Regions from separate parts of the Homo sapiens genome. Here region 2 is linked to region 1. A link is a loop called in an ENCODE intact Hi-C map of the cell type or tissue named here. Cell type or tissue: IMR-90. All regions are shown on one strand. Links, peaks and the distances in the headings refer to the core of each region. The heading gives the core; the rest is flanking DNA.

Region 1 (8,342 bases), core at 150-8,149:
TGCTGACTGACTGAGGATACAATCATAGGGTTGTGGAAGATGGTCCTCATGCACTGAGTCTGCCTCTGGGTGGGGGCCATGGGACCGGCTGAGTCATGAGTCAGTAGCGTCGGTCAGTGGCCAAAATGCAAAAGTCTGAAAAACATCTCAAAAGATCAATCTTAAGTTCTACAATCATAATGTTATCTATAGGAGCAATAGGGGAAGTCACAAATCTTGTGACCTCTGGCCACATGACTCCTGAGTAGTAAGGGATTATAGAAACTATATTTTAGCAGAATTTAGGCCACTCCCATAGTTCTAATCTTGCGGTCTTTCATCAGTTTTACAAAGGTGGTTTCAGCTCCTGAACAAGGAGGGGATCAGTTTTAGGGAGGGATTGTCATCCTTGCTTCCACATTAAACTAGAAACTAAATCCCTTCCATGGTTAGCTTCCTATGCCCAGGAATGCGTGAAGACAGCCAGTCTGTGAGGCTAGAAGCAAGATGGAGTTGGTCATGTTAGACTCCTCTTGCTGTCATAATCTTCGCAAAGGTGGTTTCATTAATCATCGGGACTCTTCATCACTGGAGATGACTCTAGATTCTTTTCAGCCCAAAGACCTGGAGAGGAATGTATATAACAAACCTTACTAAACCACCCTTTTCTTCTATTTATTTCCCTATATATTTCCTTCCCACAAGTTACCACCATTAGGAATCCCCCTTTTCCTTTGTCTTGTCAATCTCTGCAATGTATCAAATGTATCACTGTTTGTCAAAATGCTGTGTCACCTCTTAGGTCTAACTGCTTCTCTGCCCCTTCACTTTTCTAGGAAGGCCCCTGTATATATACATGATAAACCTTTCCTCCTGCTAATCTGTCTTTTGTCAGTCTAATTTGCAGGGCCCCAGATACTGAACCTAAGAAGGTAAAGGAAAACATTTTTTTCTTCCCCCACAGTGGTATATGCATACCATGAACTATTATTACTTAGCATTTCAAAGGATGGAAATTCTGACATATGCTATACTATGCATGAACCTTGTGGACATTATGCTAAGTGAAATAAGCCAGTTACAATAAGATGAATACTATAAAATTCCACTGGTGGGAGTGTCTAAAATAGTCAAATTTATAGGGACAGAAAGTAGAATGGTGGTTGTCAGGCACTAGGGGGATGGGGAAATGAGAAGTTGTGTAATAGCCATAGAAGTTCAGTTTTGCAAGGCGAGAATGTTCTGGAGATTAGTTATCTAGGGGCCAAGGGAAAAGTTCCCCTTCTCCCTATGAAGTTTCACTGAAAAATCAACTCACAAAAGGCAGACTAGTAGGAGAAATAACATACAAATGCATTTAATGTGTACATGGGAACCTTCAGAATGAAGACAGAGGAAAGTGCACATTTTTATGCTTAGGTTCAAAAAGTATGTAGAGCTGTTTAGAAATATGACTGGACAAAAGGGTATGATGTAACTTTAACAGATGGAGTGAGGAAACCCAGCAAGGCCTGTCTGTCTAGATTCTTCTTGGCCTCTCTGAGCAGCATTTCTTCCTTCTGCGTATGGGACAGGACCCTTTCTGGAATGGGGGTCTTATGACCTACAATCAAACAAGGTAGGTCCGATCATTTCCTTATGACCAGTTTTTATACAGAATGTAAACCAAAAGTATATGAGACAGGTCCCGATCAATGTAGAAAGTTTACTTTGCCAAGGTTAAGGACACACCCATGACACAGCCTCAAGAGGCCCTGCCTATGTGCCTAAGGTGGTCAGGCCACGACTTTGTTTTATACATTTTAGGGAAACATGAGACATCAATCAATACATGTAAGATGTACATTGGTTTGGTCCAGAAAGGTGGGACCACTCAAAGTGGGGACTTCCAGGTCACAGGGAGATTTAAAGATTTTCTGATTTGCAATTGGTTGAAAGAGTTATTATCAATAGAAAGGAATGTCTGGGTTATGATAAAGGATTGTGGAGACGAAGGTTTTATCGTGCAGGTTAAGCCTTCAGAGAGAACAGATTGTAAATGTTTCTTATCAGACTTAAGGAGTCTGTTCTATCAACAATTCTAAAAGGAAGAGGGTACAATGAGGCATGTCTGGCTCCCCCTTCCCATCATGGCCTGAGCTTGTTTTTCAGGTTAACTTTGGGATGCCCTTGCCAAGAGGAGGAGTCTGTTCAGATGGTTGGAGTACTTAGAATTTTATTTTTGGTTTACAAGAAAGGCGGATGAAAAGTTTGATAATATTTTTAGGTTTTATAGCTGGCTTTCGGGAAAAGGGGTTCTGGTTTCTAGGACCCACGTGGGGAAGAGGGATTCTAGTTTCTATGGCTGCCCTCGGGGAAGAGTGGGACTGAGAGACAGGAGGCGAGCAGGAGAAGGTCAGAGAAAACCTTTTGCTTCTCAGGCTGCTTCTGAGGCCTTCATTTTAGGGTGTTGTTTTCCATGTCCCAACAGTGACACAACAGTGTGAATGTACTTAAAACTACTGAACTGTAGGTTTAAAAATGGTTATGATGGTAAATTCTGTGTTATGTGTGTATTATCACACTTGGTTTTTTTTTTTTTTTTTTTGAGATGGAGTCTCGCTCTGTCGCCCAGGCTGGAGTGCAGTGGCGCTATCTTGGCTCACTGCAAGCTCCGCCTCCCAGGTTCACGCCATTCTCCTGCCTCAGCCTCCTGAGTAGCTGAGACTACAGGCGCCCACCACCGTGCCCGGCTAATTTTTTGTATTTTCAGTGGAGACAGGGTTTCACCGCGTTAGCCAGGATGGTCTCGACCTGCTGACCTCGTGATCCGCCCGCCTTGGCCTCCCAAAGTGCTGGGATTACAGACATGAGCCACCACGCCCGGCCATTATTACCACAGTTTTTTAAAACCTATTTTAAAAAGACCACGAAACACTTTAAACATTAAAAATAATCAAATATTTTTTTAATTGCTTATTTAAATAGACTTATGATGGCTTTTCAACCTACACAGTTGTTGAGTTTTTTGTTGTTGTTTGTCTGTTTGTTTATTTAGTAGAGATGGGGGTTCACCCTGTTGGCCAGGCTGGTCTCGAACTCCTGACCTCAAGTGATCCACCTGCCTCTGCCTCCCAAAGTGCTGGGATTACAAGTGCGAGCCACCATGCCTGGCTCATTCAACTTATACAGTTGTTTTTAAAATAAAAAATACATAAGCCAGGCACAGTGTTGCACACCTGTAGTCCTGATTACTCAGAGGTTGAGGTGGGAAGATTGCTTGAGCCCAGGAGTTCAAGGTCAACCTGGGCAACATGGTGAAACCTCTTCTCTAAAATAAAATATATGTAATAAAAAATTTAGGCTGGGCACTGTGTCTTGCATCTGTAATCCCAGCACTCTGGGAGACCCAAGGCAGGTGGACCACTCGAGCCCAGGAGTTCAAGACCAGCCTGGGCAACATGGCAAAACTCCATCTTTACAAAAAACACAAAATTAGCCAGGCATGGGGGCATGTGCCTGCAGTCCCAGCTACTTGGGAGGCTAAGGCAGGAGGATCGCTTGAGCTCACTGGAGGTTGCAGTGAGCTGAGATCACACCACTGCACTCCAGCCTGGGTGACAGAGCAAGACTCTGTCTCAAAAAAAAATTTTTTTAAGACTATAGGTATTTTCATTATTTTTCTCATGACTCTTCTCATCCTTCTGATATTTGTACCTCAATCCTCAGACCACTGTCCCTGTCTATTCTATTTGGGTAACAACCAGTAAGTGGACATTTACAAATTTCCTAGTTTTTACTGGGGATGACAGTCCCCAATGCTAAGTTGCATCGCCTTTTACCTGCCTGACTGGTATACTAAAAAATCAACTCTCAGTTGTTATAGGTAATCATCATGATTAATAGAAAATATGTTACTCTTTTCACCTGTTCTGCAGATAGGACAAAGTAGGTGCAGAATCGTTAATTCACCTGAACAAGTCATAGCAAAGGTCTCAAATGAGGGCTTGTGCAGGGTCAGCTTTCTGGGCTTGAGACCTGTACAGTCACATAGGTTGCCACATTTAGAGGAGCTCCATGCTTGTTTGATGTTCTCTGTTATCATCTTGACATTTTTAATATATATATATTTTAACAAAAGGCCCCATATTTCCTTTTTGCACTGGGCCCTGCGAATTATCTTGCTGGTCCAGGACTTAGGTCACTGATCTCAAAATATGATGTTCTAGGCTCAGCAGTGGGAAGGGTCGTACAAGTAAAGAAGCATTATCCCTTTTATTCAAGATTCAGCGTAGCTATTTTATACACAATGGTCATACTGATTTTGCTGTAGAGCACTGCAATACTAACACTAGAATCCACCATTTAAAAGGGAAGCTAGAGCCCTCAATAGTTACATCCACGTTTCAGAGAGAAATCCCCACAAAGACGGATATAATTTTCTCATAAATATTTACAAGTTTTAAATAGTTGGATGTTAGTCACCCCATTTATCTTGGTGTTTCCTTGTGAATGAAGCCCATCCAACGTCGACATCGTATTGAGAAAAATCTGTGAAGCTAATGAAGAAAGAAGAATCAAGAGTGCCAAAAATAAATGTTTCCATCCTGAGCCAAAGAATGAATCACTTGTGCATTCATATGTTATAGAAAATGTGATTCCTTTTTTCCAGTTTTACAAGGCCAACACCTATCAGCAACACAAATTCTGACTTTTACTGACTTAGACTAGGTCTCAAAAGCCATAAAAAGGCCGTTCATGGAAATGAACAAAGAATGTATTTGTATCTTTATCTGAGAAGTCATGCCAGAATCCCTTTCAAATCAGCAGGGTAACATTTGGTTTTACATTTGTATGTTTTAGTGAGTTTTATAAACCCTGAAGCTAACCGATTTTTCTTGTAAAGTAGAGAAGTAAACTGATTTTGGGAGAGACGCCTGGGGATATAGCAGAGCTGAAATGTTTGTGCCTTGTTTATTAAACATGATCATCCTCACCAGAAATTACCATAGCATCAGGTTTCCCAGAAGGTTCTGAGGGCCAGAGTTTGTGCTTCACTTCTTCCTTATTCCTAAGGCAACTAACACGATGCTAGCATGTGAGAAGCACCCAGCAAACCCTCTCTTCACCCTCTCTCCAATTTTGGCCTCTCGTGGGAAAACCCCCTCCTTGCCCATGATGTTTCACCCACATCTGTCTTGACTGGGCAATGCCCCCATGCAGCCAACTTTTCATATTCTCTCTTTCACACTTTCATTATAATGTATTTGTCCTTGGTCCAACTGCCTTTGATTTCTAAGATAAAAATGATTTGAAAACTAACTCAGTCTTAAGTTTTGAAGAATTAACAGCGTAGTACAAGACCTCTGTTCTCCTTTAGGTAATTTTTTTTTTTACAATAACAATGATATTTTAAGGCAGTGGCCACTGGAATTAATCTAAAAGTTGAAATGTCTTATTAGGCAATGGGGATTTTGAAACACTTCTGAGTCTCATCATTTAGGTTGCAGTCTATGGAGAGGACTGGCTCTTTCTAAAAGATATTCATTCATTCATTTAATCATCAAACATATCCTGAAGACTTACTCTGTGCCAGGGACTGCTGTGGGTGCTGGGATGCAACACTGAACGGGATGACCAGGACCCTATTCTCATGGCATTCACATTCTGAGGTGGCAGGAATGTATAAATAAGGAGAAAATATGTAATAATAGTAAATGGTATGACGAAGATAAGACAGAGATGTGCAAGGAAATGACAGCTGGGGTGCAGGAACTGGGGGCTACATCTAAGTGGTCAAAGGTCTCTCAAAGAGGATGGCATTGAAGTTGAAACCCGAATAAGAAGGAACCAGACATGGGACGACTTAGGAGAAGAATGTGTCTGGCACAGGGCAGAGCTTGTGCAAAGGCCCTTGGGTGAGAGGCAGATCTGTGTGTTCAGGGCACGTGTGGCTATAACATAGTGTTACCAAGGGATGAGAGGCAGGCGGGGATAGTTCATATAGCGTCTCAGAGGCCAGGAAGGAAGAGGCTTTGGGTTTGATTCTGAGTGTGACTAGAAGCCCCTGGAGTGAAAAGAACATGTTCTGATTATGTTTTAAAACACCCCTCTGGCATTTGAGCTATAACTAGACTACAGGTGCCAGAGAGGAAGCAGGGAGGGGATTAGGAGAGAAACGATGGTATCTCGGACCAAGATGGCAGCAGTGGAGGTGTCACAAACAGCATTAGGAGGTATCTTGGTGATGGAGTTAACAGAACTTCCTGATGTATTGCATTGGTTGGGGTGGGTGGAGAGTCAAAGACTCCTGGGGTTTTGGTTTGAGTAACAGTGTAAGGTGGTTTCATTTCCTGCGACAGAAAAGCTGGGGGTGGAGGGGACTGAGTGGAAGGGGTTTGAGGGGAAAATTAAAAAAGGCATTTAAAAATCCCCTTTTTAAGTCAGGAAACAACAGAAGCTGGAGAGGATGTGAAGAAATAGGAATGCTTTTATACTGTTGGTGGGAGTGTAAATTAGTTCAACCATTGTGAAAGACAGTGTGGCAATTCCTCAAGGATCTAGAACTAGAAGTACCATTTGACCCAGCCATCCCATTACTGGGTATATATCCAAAGGATTATAAATCATGCTACTATAAAGACACATGCACACATATGTTTATTGCGGCACTATTCACAATAGCAAAGACTTGGAACCAACCCAAATGTCCATCAATAATAGACTGGATTAAGAAAATGTGGCACATGTATACCATGGAATACTTTGCAGCCATAAAAAAGGATGAGTTTTTGTCCTTTGCAGGGACATGGATGAAGCTGGAAACTATCATTCTCAGCAAACTATCACAAGGACAGAAAACCAAACACCACATGTTCTCACTCATAGGTGGGAACTGAACAATGAGAACACTTGGACACAGGGCGGGGAACATCACACACTGGGGCCTGTCAGGGGGTGGGTGGCTGGGGGAGGGACAGCATTAGGAGAAATACCTAATGTAAATGATGAGTTGATGGGTGCAGCAAACCAACATGGCACATATATACCTATGTAACAAACCTGCACATTGTGCACATGTACCCTAGAACTTAAAGTATAATAATAATAATAATAATCCCCTTTTTAGTATCTAACATCCAATTAAAAGAGGAGTCATGGCTCAATCCTCAAGAAAGAAACATGATTATATGGAGTCTTTGCCTTATGTGGACACAGTATGCATTTTGGAAGGAAAAGTCAGTCTTCTGGGAAAGTGTGGAAAATCCAAATTGGACAGAACTCATTGAAAAAGGCAAGATTTCAGTCACTGGAGCTGTATTTCTCAACTGCATTTTGGAAACTTTTGCCAGCACATTCTTAAGACAGGGAGCTCAGAAGGGAATTTGAATCATGGAGATGCTACTAAAGGAACAGTATGGTGCCCCCTTAGCTGAATAAAGAATCACCAGAGAGCTGTGTCCATGACCACTTTTTTTTTTTTTTTCTGAGAATCACTGCTTGGTCACAGCACATCACAGACACCATTTCTGGAATACAGGTTTGAGGATACCATGTCAGCAGCTTCAAGAAGAGACCTTCTTGCCAGGACACAAAATGATGCTCTCCTCTGGGAACCTGCTTTGAATAGTGGGATTCAAGGACATGAGACCTTCTTGCTGGATTTTTATGATACAATCTCTACGATTTTACAAATAAAGGAATAAAACCCAGATAAGATGATGTCTACCCTTCCTCGGGGTGGTCTGCTGATTGTCTGGTGATGGCGTCAGGGCAGCCAAAGACAGGATAAAGGCCGAGGAGGGTGTTTGTGCCCTTATGTTATTAGCACCATTGTTCATAGGACTTGTGAGAGGATTCTGGAACCAATAAAGGGGTAGAAACAGTACCTGATTCATAGGTGAACTGGAACAAACAGGAATTTACCAGACCTGTGTTGAAGCTAAGCCATATTTATCGCAATGTTTAAGATTCTCAGAAATCACATTTTATGTCTATCCATAAGTAAAATGGAACTGCCATTAATAGAGCTTTTACAACGTAACATGTGAACTGTGATTTGGTGCTCTGAAAAAACACGGAAGAGTGGGAAGGAAGGTTCTAACCTTGGCTCCTGATAACTTGTTCTATGTGTGGAGCAAATCATTAACCTGTCTGTTTTTTACTGGGCAAATGGGGATAATCAAGCACAGGTCCTTCGGCCAATGGGTTGTGATGATTAAACAAGGTAATTTTGTGCAAGGAGTCCAGGTTTTGGAGTCAGACAGACCTAGGTTTGAATCCAAGTGCTGGTGATGGCAGCAGTGGCCTGTGTGGAGTGGCTGCTGCCATGATGCCAGCTGTAGTGGGGGAGGCGTGGCTGGGGCAGCAGGCTCCATGGAGCC
Region 2 (8,342 bases), core at 97-8,096, 99 kb before region 1:
ATGTTCAATTCTACCTTTCTGAGTTGGGCCCTGTTTTAGGTTGGCCAAACTTTGGAAATCATTCCCTTGTGCCATCTAGGCCTCACTTTGGTTACTTAAATCACAAGAAGGTAGAAAACTTAGGTTGCAGGAGACACAAGTTTCAGATAAGAAGAGAGAACCCAGTCAAAGGGTTTTCCTTGTCCCTTTATTTCCTACTTAAGACAGAGCTAAGCAGCATTCAGACATCCCCTCTGCTCTCTGCCAAAGTGACATAACGCTGAACATCTGAGAAGTCCAGGATTTCTGAACTGACTCAGTTCAGTTTGGACAAAAAGAAGGATAAAGAGGGTTTTGTCCACAAATCACAGCCAAGCTCAGTGGGGTGACAGTTTCTGGGCCCTTTGGTTACCTCGCCTTGGTCAGAAATGGTAGACCAAGGCGGCCTCTAGTCACAGTCCCTTTCCTCTTTTATTACAGACTCAATACCAATTGTCCTTCCTCATTTAAGACACTGTTTTCTAATGAAAACATTAAACAACATGCAAGCAAACTTTTTGGTTGAGAAGGAACTTCTCACAAGAATTCTGCAAACATTGCATGTTTCTTTTTTTAATTCTCTTTGTTCCAAATATTTAAATATTTTGTCTGCCTTCAGGGAAAAGGATTCACAGATCCTAGTAGAAAGTGCTTACTTCTACCTTCTGAAAACAGGAAATAATAGGGACTAGCACATATACAGTACCTACTCTGTGCTAGCAGTGTCATAAACACTTTATGCCAATTTATTCACTTTATCTTTGTAATAGCCTGCTCTTGTAGATATTATTGTTGACATTTTTATCTCCATTATACAGATGAAGTAATAGAGGCACAAGAAGTTAAATAATTTACAACTAGTACATGGCAAAGCCGAAAGCGCAGCTTGGCTTAGGGATCAAGCTCAACAGCATTACACCTGTGGGCTCCTGACTCCCTCTGTGATCCTGGCTGAGATCTTGCCTCACAGGCCCTTTATTTTTCATTCACAGCAAAATAGACAGACATGACTGGAAAGGGTCCCTTTCAGTTATTGTAGTGGCTCCTGGATTATCTTCCTACCTTTGTCCATATCTTTCCTTCCTAATCCCTATTCCCTTTTCTTCTTTGTCCAATTTTATCTATTTAACACCATTTCTCTTCTGCCTTCATCTGGCTATGGTTTTTGGTTCTCTCACCCATGCTTAAAACCTATGAAATCAGTGTGGCTCAGAGTGGCTCAATCCCTTTCCCTACCTCTCAGCCCAGTTTTCAGGCTGACAGTGGTTACTCTACATTTGAATTGCAGTAACACTTAATTATAACTGTGACAGCAGCAGGTATGACATGCAGAAGACAATACATAGAATTGATTTAGTAAACATATGTATACACCTATGAAAAGTATTTCCATTATTCGAGTAGACAAAAGAAATACTTTTACTTGGAAGCTTAAGGGCAGCAGGGAACAGAACCATGCCTTCTGTAGCTGGCATGTTTATATCAAGGTTGTTTATGAGAATTTGTCATGTGCTTGCTTGCCATTCCTCCAAGGCACACAGTGTAAGCTCTCTTTTGCAAATGGGACTCTTGAGAGTGAAGAGGTAAGGTGAGCTGATTCCAGTGGGTCTGAGGCAAGGCCAGATGTGTACCAGTGCTCCATCCTGCTGGTTCAGATGCTGATCCAGAGGCCTGTGCTCTCTGATTCCCTTGCTATTGATGTCATATGATATAATGAACCAGAAAATCTAGGCCTGAAGATTAACATCTTCCTCTTTGGAAAGAAATCTTCCTCTTTGCCAATGACAAGGCCAAGATATGGGTTATAAATTCCTGTAAGAAAGAAACATCAGCCGGCTTAAAAGGAAAAATCACCCACCCCACCTACATTTATCAGTGATAGCTGATAGGACTATCAGATACTGAAGAAGTGAAAAGGCAGGTCTCACCCACACCCTATGCAGTGACTCTCTGCAATCTTTTAAATGTGCTGGTGGTTTCACACAAGGTATCCAATCTGCCCCGAATGCCCCTCAGTTTGTATGTCATTTTCTTTTCTTATAAACCATTCTGTCTTTTTTCTCTCCCCCCCCAACACTCTGTATATACATATACCTATATTGTACACATGTATGCATATGTATACATGCATAGATGTAATCACACCTTTTAAGCTATATTTTTCCCTTTTTTTCTTAGCTCACCCTTTCTTCTTTCTTCCCCTTCTTCTCACATGAGCCGCTCTCCAAAGGAAACCATGTTGTTTACATGACTGTTTCTTCCATAGTTTTACCAATGCTCATCTAATGCTATTTAAATAAATATGTAAACACACAAATGCATTTTCACACATACATTTTATACAGGTGCATGCCATTCTTTTTTTTTACAAAGATGAGATCATATTATATGTACTTTTTTTTTTTTTTTTAAATGAGTGTTGCCCTGTCTGTTGTCCAGGCTGAAGTATAGTGGTGCAATCTTAGCTCACTGCAACTTCCGCCTCCCAGGTTCAAGCGATTCTCCTGCCTCAGCCTCACGAGTAGCTGGGATTACAGGTGCTTGCCACCATGCTCAGCTAATTTTTGTATTTTTAGTAGAGATGAGGTTTCACCATGTTGACCAGGCTGGTCTCGAACTCCTGACCTCAAGCAATCCGCCTGCCTGGGCCTTCCAAAGTGTTGGGATTGCAGGCGTGAGCCATCGCACCCAGACTGTATGTACTTCTAGCCAATTTAAAATAAATCTTTGTATAAAATGATGTTGATACTAATTTTTCAGCATTATTTGAATTAAAATATTTTTTCCAGGTAAGTAAATTCTAGTATCAACAATATTGTACCTTGTACCTGTTCTGTCCAAAACTTCTTGTATGATATGAGGTTTTTGGGGTTTTGTGAGTTTTGTTTGTTTTGCTTTGTTCTGAGAGAGGGTCTCCCTCTGTCACTCAGGCTGGAGTGCAGTGGCTCAATCTCAGCTCACTACACCTCTACCTCCTGGGCTCAAGTGATCCTCCCATCTCAGCCTCCTGAGTAGCTGGGACCGCAGGCACACGCCACCAAGCCTAGCTAATTTTTAAGCTTTTTCTAGACACGGGGTCTTGCTATGTTGCCCAGGCTGGTGTGGAATTCCTGGACTCAAGTGATCGTCCCACCTCAGCCTCCCAAAGCTGGGGTTACAGGTGTGAGCCACTGTGCCTGGCATGATATGAGTTTTTAATATTATATAAACACATGTCTATCTTTGTATTTATTTATTTATTTATTGAGACAGGGTTTCACTCACATCACCCAGGCTGGTGGAGTGCAGTGGCATGCTCTTAGCTCACTACAACCTCTGCTTCAAGGGCTCAAGCAATCCTCCTTCCTCAGCCTCCCAAGTAACTGGGGCTATAGGCAGGCACCACCAGGCCTGGCTAATTTTTGTATTTTTAGTAGAGGTGGTGTTTCACCATGTTGCCCGGGCTGGTCTCAAACTCCTGACTTCAAGTGATCCATCTGCCTCCGCCTCCCAAAGAGTTGGGATTACAGGTGTGGGCCACCGTGCCCGGCCTATCTTTTCTATTATAGCTTCTTGAGTTTCCTCTTTATCTTCTTCTCTCATCTAATCCTTCTGACTCACACTTACTCAACTTCCCAGAATCAACTCAAACTCAGAAGTCACCTCTTAAGTATCAACTTCCCTGACTCACCCTTCCTTCCATCCCAGGCAGGGTTAATTCTCTTTCCTCTGTGCAAACCTCCTTAGCACACATTGAATTGTTCTTGTCTGAGTTTGTCAGCCCCACTGATTACAAGCTTCTAGAAGGCAGACTCAGTATCCTATTCACCTTTACCAAATCCAGCAGCAAACAGAGTGCTTTAAATGCCACTACTCGATATTTCATTGACAAATTACATATTTCAATGTTTTTATGTAAATTTTTATTTTATACCTAGTGTAAATGATTTAATCAGTGCTTCCAAAAAGCAAGCTGAAAGCAAAAGATTAGGTTAACTTGATATTCCTGAATGAGATGACAAGAGTGTATACATGTGATGCTTAGTGGATCTTTTAGGGGGGAAAAAAGCATTTATTCATTTTACCATAGACTCTGAATTACTACACAGAGGGAGACAAGTCAAGAACCAGTGCAATATTTGTCCTGTGCCTGACTTGTTTCACTTAACACATTGTCCTCCAGATTTATCCATATTCTCACAAACGACAGGACTTTGTTTTTTATGACCAAATAGTATTCCATCATATGTATATAACACATTTAAAAAATCCATTCATTTGTTGATGAACACTTAGGTTGATTCCATATCTTGGCTATTGTGAATAGTGCTGTAATAAATATGAGAGTACAGATATCGCTTTGACATACTGATTTCATTTCCTTTGTATATATACCCAGCAGTGGTATTGCTGAATCACGTGGTACTTCTATTTTTAATTCTTGGAAACTCCATACTGTTTTCCATAATGGCTGTACTAATTTACTTTTCCACCAACAGTGTATAAGAATTCCCCTTTCTCCACACATAAGGACAAATACTGCATGATCTCACTCATAGGTGGAATATAAAAAAATGGATCTCATAGAAGTAGATAGTAGAATGGTGGTTATCAGAGGCTGGGGAGAGTAAGGAGGAGAGGGGGATGGGGACAGGCTGTCAACAGGTACAAAGGTACAGGTCCATTGGATGGATACTGCTGGTGTTCCAGGGTACAGTAGGGTGACTATAGTCAACAATAGCGTATTGTATACTTCCAAGTTGCTAGAAGAGAGAATTTTGAATGTTCTTACCACAAAGGAATAAAAAGTGTTTGAGGTGATGTCTATGCTCATTATCCTGATTTGATCATTACACAATGTATAATATATGTATCAAAACATGACATTCTACCCCATAAATATGTACAGGTATTATGTGTCAATTAGAAATAAAATAATCATTTTTAAAATGAATTAATGTGCATTTTTGTAGACATTAAGTCTTTATCAAAAAATTAAATGCCTGAATGTATGATGTGCATGTTTCCAACAATATAAAGTGATTGATACTGATACTCACCGTCCTAAGATGGCCACCATTATGTAGATGCTCTATGGCTTTAGAATTTTAATTTGCTGTCAGAAAGTATTCTGTTGGGTAAAATTTCCTATGGAGTTATCAGATCTTCTTACTTTCTTATTTTCGTCTTTTGTCTACTTCAAATGATTATTGAGGAGAAAAGCTTAGGAATGTAGATATTAAAATGATAGCCTTGACTTTGCCTAATTCTTTTTTTTTTTTTAATTTTCGGACAGGGTCTTGCTCTGTCACTTAGGCTGGAGTGCAGTGATGCAATTACTGCTCACTGCAGCTTCCATCTCCTTGGCTCAAGCCATCCTCCTGCCTCAGCTGCCAGAGTAGCTGGAAGTACAGGCTCAGACCACCACACTTGGCCAATTTTTTTTTTTTAATTTTTAGTAGACATGAGGTCTCCCTGTTTTGCCTGGGCTCAAATGATCCTCCTGCCCCAGCCCCCTAACGTGCTGGGATTACAGGCGTGAGCCACTGTGCCTGGTCTACTTCTTTATCAAAAGGTTTTTTTTTCCCCTTAACAGAACCAGTCACCTTGAAAACTATTGGAATAAAATTATTGTGATTATCTTAAAACCTAGTGTTTGTTCCTGTTTCTGTAACATTTACTATTTGGAAGGCAATAGTAAACTTCAATTTATCTTAAAGTTAAATTTGGCTTAAACCAACATGTAGTTCCTGGAAGATGATAGATACTTAATAAATATTTATTGGATGAAGAACTGATGAATTGTGGTAACTGACAACCTCATTTCTAACTCTGTTAACTCATATATTTGCAGCTGTTTTAAAATACACTCACTATTTTCTAACTTGTTGCTTTAAAAAAAGTTAATCCCCAAAAAGGGCATTTGGCAGAAAGTAATATTGCCCAAGGACCCCAACAGGAAACCTATGTTTGGAGTCTTGCCTCCTTGGCAATTTAGGACCAAAAGCAACTTCTAGTAACAAGCTTATGGAAGCACTCTTTTGAGCGTTGGCTCATACAAATATTTTGTGGTTTTGGTGTCAAGTATAAACAAACTAAAAAACTAAAAATAAATCTAAAAGTAGACCTTTCTTCAGAATTTGACTTGGGAATATGGATCTTACTCTATATGTTACTGGGCAAATAATAAGTATACTAAGGAAGGTATGGAATTTGATATGGACTGCAATGCTAAAAAACACAAAATGACTTAAATCTTCCATCACCACTCAAGCCATTTGGAAGGTAAATCAGAGAATAGAATTTTCTTAAAGAACTTATTAAACAATGTATCAATTCTTTAGCAATAAATAAAAAATAAAAAGCATTGCACAATCTTCCCTTCTTCAGCCAACATTCCACTCTCCCAACGTCTGGGAAACTGGACAGGGAGGAAGCAGACTGCTTCTAATTACCCTGTGGCAGCCAAAGATGGCTTCAACTTTTAAGGTATGAGAATATTAAAAATAGTAAATGTTTTTACAAACCTCTCACAGATATTTAGCTTGAAAAATAAATAAAAACATTCAGCTCTAGTTTTCTTATTTTGCCCTTGGCATCACTTCCCAAGTATTTGATCCTGATGGAAAATTGTGATTTTATTGATGGCCCCCATCAGGATTCTGTAACTCTTCCTTGGGTACTGGAGAAAGAAACAGGTCCTACTGGTGGACCTCACAGTCCAGTGGCTCAATCACAGGGCATTCGGAGGAAGAACAATCTGGCTCTCAGAGGCACCCAACACAAGTGACATTCACTACAACTAATGTTCAGGTGGTAAGACTGCAAAGATGAATCCAAGGCAGAGACAACCTTCCAGAACTCTCTTCCCTTCCAGAGTCTGGTCTCCATTCTCCTGGACCAGGGACTTGCTTCTATTAAAATAAGTCTTGTAATTTCCAGAACAATGAATTCAGACCATGTCAAATTTGTTTCTTTTTTAAGCTAGGGAACTCTAATGAGCCTTCCTCCAAGATTTCCTAGGTCTGAGGAAACTGTGCCTCCTTCAGGGTCTCCAGGAGGAGCACTTCTTACTAAAACTTAGCAGGCAGAAACATTGGAAATGGTTCAAGAGGCAACTGGAGCAGCCATTTCTCTGGTATGTGACGACTGTGGCCCATAGCAGGGACAGCCTCAACTCCAGAATCCTTTAATCTATATCCGTTCTAAGAAGGTAAACCTAATGTGATCAGACTCCAGGGACCCAGCCTCATGTTCAAAGGGCTCCCATGTAGAGTCAGAACATATTTATTGAGCACCTACTTAGTGCCAGGCATTGTGCCAGGCTCTGGAAACACAGTCACGTGCAAGATGGGTTTTTGTCCTCAGAGATCTCACAGTCTAAGAAAAGGAAGCAGGTTCTTACAACAGTGATTATGAAAGTGCTAAGTGCCTCAGGACCACGTGAGAGGGAGCACCCAGGAATAGAGCTGCATCCTACTCTTTTCTCTATTTCTTTCAGAGAAGTTGCCCTTTGATTGGGCAATATTGGTATTCCAGCCTGTGGACATAGGAAGACGGCAAATAGGAAATGATGGTCAATTATATTCAATGTCATCCACATACATTTCGCTCCTCAGCACTGCCTTTGCTGCAGTAACAGACTTTTTCACTTTGGGAAAGTAGGCAGAGTCCAATGTCACTCAATAATCCAGTGACCGGCACTCTTCCTGGTGGCAGGCCTTCTCAAACACCCCTCAATTCTGAGGATGTAAACAGTCAAAAGGCCAGGGGATGTGGCCAAATGTAATATTGTGTTAATGTGAGACTTACAAAGCCTCAGTCCTCATGTGTGTCATCATCTGGACTGTGCATTTTGAACTCTGGATGCTTCTGATTGTGAGCCAAAAAGAGCCACTTAGGAACGTCAACTGTCCATAGAGGGGACTTTCCATTTGATTTTGGTCTTTGTGAGCAATGATTAAGTCTTGCTCCATCTTCCATTGTCTTCCATACAACACAGCCTTAGTTTAAGTTCTTCCAAAGCAGACCTTGAGATGTGGATTCATGGGCAAGGGATGTATAGAGAAAGTGGCCTGTGAGGAGGCCGGGGTGGGGCAGGGGGGAGTTTGAGAAGCAGGACAGGGATGAGAAGGATCTGAGCGAAGGCACGATATCAGGCAAAGTCCCAGCTCCCGCCTGCTCCTGCAGGAGAGCAGCTCAGGAGAATGAATTATGCCTTAGAGCTTGTCCCAACTGGAGGCCAGGCAGTTGGTCTTTCATACATCCACACCAATCACTCATTGACTAAGGGCCACCCCAAGGAAACATACATTCCTAGGTATGCAGACAGTTTTCTGTGTGTG

Evidence for each region. A loop is a pair of places that touch in the nucleus more often than their neighbours do. Peaks named below come from ENCODE experiments on the same cell type or tissue, not always from the same donor. Only the 100,000 strongest peaks of a DNase experiment are listed, where the experiment ranks them.
Region 2: a loop joins it to region 1, with 2.5 times the contacts of the local background. A loop is called at or near these places in 6 of 110 quality-filtered maps.

What each region holds. Positions count from the first base shown.
Region 1 is chr12:68,956,424-68,964,765 of GRCh38, reverse strand. It overlaps a transcript of CPM not described here and the pseudogene PRELID2P1. Among named protein-coding and RNA genes, the nearest start is that of CPM, 27 kb to the right of the region's middle. In IMR-90, for the core only: no CTCF peak of the experiment used is centred there; DNase peaks (open chromatin) are centred at 1,415 and 4,485; H3K27ac peaks cover 1,254 bases.
Region 2 is chr12:69,054,996-69,063,337 of GRCh38, reverse strand. No RefSeq gene overlaps it. Among named protein-coding and RNA genes, the nearest start is that of TODL, 52 kb to the right of the region's middle. In IMR-90, for the core only: no CTCF peak of the experiment used is centred there; DNase peaks (open chromatin) are centred at 3,687 and 6,407; H3K27ac peaks cover 737 bases.